2 separate regions of the Homo sapiens genome follow, and region 2 is linked to region 1. Evidence: chromatin loops called from intact Hi-C (ENCODE). Cell type or tissue: CD14-positive monocyte. All regions are shown on one strand. Each heading gives the region's core, and the rest is flanking DNA. Links, peaks and the distances in the headings are about the cores only. Region 1 holds the start of LOC124903282 (a long non-coding RNA gene). Region 2 overlaps LOC107984671 (a long non-coding RNA gene).

Region 1 (2,923 bases), core at 107-2,606:
AAAAACATAGATTGGATAAATTACGTCTATTATAATTAGCAGTGGTTTATTAATTACACCAGGGATGCTGTCAAAGGGATAGCAGAACAATTGGGGCCCACTAGCCAGATGGCCTGGGAAAACAGAATGGCCCTAGATGTGATATTAGCTGAAAAAGGCAGTGTTGGTGTTATGATTAAAACTCAGGGCTGTACCTTTATCCCAAGCAACACTGCCCCCACTGGGAGCATAACAAGGGTCTTACAAGGACTTACTGCTTTATCCAATGAATTAGTTAAAGATTCTGGAGTCAATAACCCTTTCTCAGGATGGCTAGAAAGGTGGTTCAGTAGATGGAAAAGATCATAGCCTCGATTCTTACTTCTCTTGCAGCCGTAATAGGTGTACTCATTCTTGTTGGGTATTGTGTCATACCATGCGTCCGTGGGGCAGTGCAAAGAAACAGCACCTACTAAAACCTCCCTTAACTTTCCTCCACCTTATTCAGAAAAGCTTTCTTCTTTTAGAGGATCAAGTCAAGCAGCAAAGCCAAGACATGTTAAAAAGGTTTGAAGAGGAAGGCCTATGAAAATTGAAAGGGGGGAGATTGTAGGATACAGTAAATTCCTCTTCAGAGTTAGCCTGTTAACTTCCTTTAAAATTCAAGATGGTGGCTGGGCGTGGTGGCTCATGCCTGTAATCCCAGCACTTTGGGAGGCCAAGGCAGGCAGAACATGAGGTCAGGAGATTGAGACCATCCTGGCTAACATGGTGAAACCCTGTCTCTACTAAAAAATACAAAAAAATCAGCCGGGCGTGGTGGCGGGTGCCTGTAATCCCAGCTACTCAGGAGGCTGAGGCAGGAGAATGGCGTGAACCCAGGAGGCGGAGCTTGCAGTGAGCCTAGATTGCACCACTGCACTCCAGCCTGGGTGACAGAGCAAGACTCCATCTCAAAAAAAAAAAAAAATTCAAGAGGGAGAAAAAAATCATTTAAGTACAATGAGTTCTGAGTTCCTCTTCAAAGAACAAATACGTCAGTATGTTCAGCTTCCCTGTTCTTTGTTCTCCATTTTGAAGTTTAACTTCCTTGTTCTTTACACCTCCTTGCCTCTAGTTTCAGTAAACAACCCCCTCCTAGCCTCTATCACCTGTTCTGTCCTTAGGCATCCTTACTCTCCTGTTCTGTAACTGTCCTTCCCTGATGAAACTACTCACCCCACCACTCCAGCTCATACACTCACTCTCTTTAAAATTTCCAACTGGAATTAGCTTAGACTGTGTGGTCCAACCCTAGCCAACAGGGGAAAGACACAGCAGTAGGGACTAGCTGCATTAGGAATAAGACGCCCTTCTCCTCCCTTGTCTGGTGTGCTCTCACCATTGCTCCATCTGAGAGATGCACCCTTCTATAGAAGTAAATTGCTTTGCTGAGAAAATTTTTGCCTGAGTGCTATTTTCACTCTGTGGCACCGAGCACTTACTTCCAACAGTTTGGTTACATTTTTTATCACCCAGCATGGGGCTATATGTCTCTACTGGTCTAGCGTGCCTGGTTTCCGATGGATGGAGCAATTGGCTGTGGCATCATGCCAGGGCTTACTCATTCATGCTACCAGGCAGAGCAACAACTTCTCATGAGGATTAGCTGCTCGTGGCTAGCTGACCTCCCAGCTGGGATTCTAGGGTTGTCCCAGCAGCTGCCAAGAACATCTTTTCCCTCCTTCCCCCTCTGTGGCATCAGCTGCCTGCAATGCTTTATTAGTATAAGGAAAATGATAGTTGAGGAAGTTGACAGGATTCAAGACTGGGTAAATCAAACCAGTTTGCATGCTAGAAATCCTCTGTCTCTGCCATTTGGGCTTTATGCCATTTGGACCTGACACAGGTCTTTTGCAGTATCAGTTAGCCTAAGATTTATTAACTTCCCAGTCTCCTTCTACAGGAATTGGTTCAGGAGTACTCTGTGTTGATCTGTGTGTTTGTGTTCTTTTGATCTCTCCCCTGAGAATGGGCAACTTGACTTCCATTCCATCTAAGTGGCCATTGGGCTGTATATTGGCTTATTGGAAAGCTTATAGCTATGAACTCATAACAAAAAAGATAATGATTTTTTTTCATTGTAACACTGTTTGGCCTATGTATGTGTTGGAATCTGAAAAATGGTGGCTACTGAACAGTGATTTACATTAGTACACCTTATTACAGTTGGCGTTATTTTGCCTAAGATCTGGGAAATGAAATGAGATTCCATGTGTTTAAGCATTTATTACATAACAAAGACTCAGCACATGAGGGGTCTATGTGAATGACGTAGAGAAAAGGGAAAAAGAGATTTCTCTTTCCAGATAGTAAGACCCAAAAGGAAGAGGATATTGATGATATGGGCCTCATAAATATCTTAAATTTCCCCTCCCATGTGGTACTGGGGGCACCAGCCCTCCCAGGATTACCAAATGTAGCCCAGGACCCGGAGAGGCCAAGGTGTCAGCTCCTCTCCCCAGGATGGGGAAGGAATAGAAATGGCTGCTCCACTTGCAGATTTTACTTGGGACCCCAACAATGGAGGAATGGCCCTGTCCAGTCATTATAAAAAGCATGTGTTGGCAGGGTTAAAGAGAAGAATGTAAAAGAGCTTAAATAAAGCCAGGGCAGTTCTCCCAAAGGCAGATGAGAACCCCTGTGAATTTCTGGAGTGCATTTACCAGGTTTACCACAAGTGTATGGACTATGATCCAGAAGCTCCTGAGAATATGAGAATGGTAAACGTGACTTTCATCCAATATTAAACGAAAACTGCAGAAACTGGAGGGGGTATTTGGAATAAACCTTTCCCAACTGCTGGACATTGCCTTCAGAGTATATAATGCCAGGAAGGCCAAAAAGCTAAAGCAAGCCATGATATACTTGGAATTAGTGGAAAGAATGTATATCCGAAAAGGAA
Region 2 (2,923 bases), core at 239-2,738, 79 kb before region 1:
CTGGGTATGGTGGCTCACACCTGTAATCCCAGCACTTTGGGAGGCCGAGGCAGGTGGATCACCTGAGGTCAGGAGCTTGAGACCAGCCTGACCAACATGGCAAAACCCCGTCTTTATTAAAAATACAAAAATTAGCTGGGCGTGGTGGCACATGCCTGTAATCTCAGTTACTTGGGAGGCTGAGGCAGGAGAATTGCTTGAACCCAGGAGGCAGAGGTTGCAGTGAGCTGAGATTGCGCCATTGCCACTATATATATATGTATATATATATTATATATATACACATATATGTATGTATGTGTGTATGTGTGTATATGTGTGTGTATATATATACACACACATATATAAATTATATATATTATATTATATATATTATATTATATATGTGTGTGTATATATACACACGTGTATATATATACACACGTGAGTATATATACACGTGCGTATATATACACATGAAATGTAACATAACATTTTCTTTTTTTTTTTTGAGTTGCTCTGTCTCTCAGGCTGGGGTGCAGTGGCATGATGTTGGCTCACTGTAACCTCCACCTCCTGGATTCAAGAGATTCTCCTGCCTCAGCCTCCTGAGTAGCTGGGACTACAGGCACACACCACTATGCCCAGCTAATTTTTGTGGTTTTAGTAGAGATGGAGTTTCACCAAGTTGGCCAGGCTGGTCTCAAACTCCTGACCTCAGGTGATCCACCCGCCTTAGCCTCCCAAAATGCTGGGATTATAGGTGCGAAGTACTGCGCCCAGCCTAACATAACATTTTCTAAGTAACATTTGGGTCAAAGAAGAAATCAAAAGAAAAAAATTAAAATATATACAATATATAAAAAATTGGGTGATGATAAGAAAGTACAATTAAGAGAAAGTTTTGTGAAAGTTGTCAGAATCAAAACGGAGTCACTAATGTTAAAGAAACCCTGACAAGCCTGGGTGCAGTGGCTCACGCCTGTAATCTAAACACTTTGGGTGGCCAAGGTGGGCGGATCACTTGAGGCCAGGAGTTCCACACCAGCCTAGACAAAATGGTGAAACCCCGTCTCTACTAAAAAAAAAAAAAAAAAAAAAAAAAATTAGCTGGGTTTGGTGGCACAGCTGTAATCCCAGCCACTTGGGAAGCTGAGGCACAAGAATCACTTAAACCCAGGAGGCAGAGATTGCAGTGAGTCAAGATTGCACAGCTGCACTCCAGCCCGGGTGACAGAGTGAGACTCTATCTCAGAAAAACAAACAAACAACAACAACAACAAAAATCCTGACAATAGAGCTGGGGAAAGCTAAGAAGGGAGAATTCTTATGCTTGTATGCCTGATAACTATCACAAAAGACCTCAAAAACCACCATCTTGCATAAAGGCCATTGCAACATCATCTAAAAATATTTCTGCAAGGATTTTTACTCAACAACTGCCTATCCAACCTCAAATTGGTGTCATCCTTGTTAGTGATCTTTGTAGCCAAGGATAATCATTTCAAAACAATTTTGTAATCCTCTTCGTTTTTCTTTTGAAAACCTTTGTCTCCCTTTACCTCCCTGAATATGCACATAGTTTACTATGGCACGTGTATTCCCATTGCAATACTTTATTCCCAAATAAATACCTTTTTCTTTTAAAGACCCTCTCTCTGTTTGTTACTTAGGTTAAAAGGTTTTATCGCTAAATACCTATATTAGAAAAGTGGAAGAATCTCAAATTATGATCTTAGGATCCTCCTTAAGAAAATAGAAAAAGATAAAATTTAACCCAAAGGAAGCAGAAAGAAATCAATAAAGGTCAGGGCAGAAATCAATGAAATAAAAAACAGAAAAATGAGAGAGGAATTTAATAAAACCAAATCCTGTTTCGTTGAGAAGATCAACAACATTGCTAAACCTCTCATTAAGCTGAGGAGGAGAAAAGATGTCACAAACAACCAATATCAGAAATGAGAGATGACTTCCTCAGAGATTACACAGATAGCAAAAAGATAATAGGAGAATATGATGAACAACTTTATGTCAATAAATTTAAAAACTTCAATAAAATGGAAAAGTAATTAAGAGACACAAATTTCCAAAGCTCACTTAAAAAATAGGTAACCTGAATAGCCATAGATCTATTTAAGCAATTAAATTTGCAGTTAAAAACCTTTCCACAAAGAAAACTTTATGCTTGACTGGTGAAGTTTATTAAACATTTAAGAAAGCCATGTTAATTCTATACAAACTACTCCAGAAGAAAAGGTTTTCCAACTAATTCTCCGATGTCATTCAAGACAAATTATCCAGAGACATTTAGAAGAAAACTACAGACCAATAGTTCTCATAAATGTAACTCTAAACAAAATTTTAGCAGTTTGAACCTAACAATGTATAAAAAGAATAATATATCACTACCAAGTGGGGTTTATTCCAGGAACAAATGTTGATGTAATTTTTCATGTCAATCAATATAATTCATCATACTAACAAACTTAAAAAAAAACCATTTGATGTTCTCAGCAGACACATAAAGAGCATTTGACAAAACCCCACATTCATTTCTGATAAAAGCTGTCAGCACACTAATAATGGAAGGGAAATTCTCAACCTTTAGGGTATTTGCTATGGGCTAAATGTTTATATCATTCCAAAGTTTACATATGTAAACTCTGACCCCCAGTGTGTTAATACTTGGAGATGGGGCCTTTGGGCAGTAATTAGGTCATAAGAATAGAGCTCTCCTCATGAGATTAGTGCCCTGATAAAAAGAGACATGAGGGAGAAGACCATTATCCCTCTGAAATGTGAGGAGAGAGCAAGGTGTCCCACTGCAAACCAGGGAGTGGGTCTTCACCAGGAGCCAAACTGGCTGATGTCTTGATCTTGAACTTCATAGCCTTCAGGACTTTGAGAAATAAATGTTTGTTGTCTAAACCACCCAGTCTATGGT

What was found. A loop is a pair of places that touch in the nucleus more often than their neighbours do. Peaks named below come from ENCODE experiments on the same cell type or tissue, not always from the same donor. Only the 100,000 strongest peaks of a DNase experiment are listed, where the experiment ranks them.
Region 2: it touches region 1 in a loop (2.5-fold over the local background); 7 of 110 quality-filtered maps call a loop at or near these places.

The regions. Positions count from the first base shown.
Region 1 is chr14:20,713,733-20,716,655 of GRCh38, reverse strand. LOC124903282 (a long non-coding RNA gene) reads left to right here and starts at 933. Exons shown (of 2, transcript XR_007064061.1): 1 at 933-2,923. In CD14-positive monocyte, for the core only: no CTCF peak of the experiment used is centred there; DNase peaks (open chromatin) are centred at 505, 1,035 and 1,565; H3K4me3 peaks cover 1,492 bases; H3K27ac peaks cover 2,407 bases.
Region 2 is chr14:20,793,304-20,796,226 of GRCh38, reverse strand. All of the region lies in intron 1 of LOC107984671 (a long non-coding RNA gene), which reads left to right. The region is part of intron 3 of LOC105370397 (a long non-coding RNA gene); the gene reads right to left. Among named protein-coding and RNA genes, the nearest start is that of RNASE1, 8.1 kb to the left of the region's middle. In CD14-positive monocyte, for the core only: no CTCF peak of the experiment used is centred there; a DNase peak (open chromatin) is centred at 1,376; H3K4me3 peaks cover 849 bases; H3K27ac peaks cover 1,814 bases.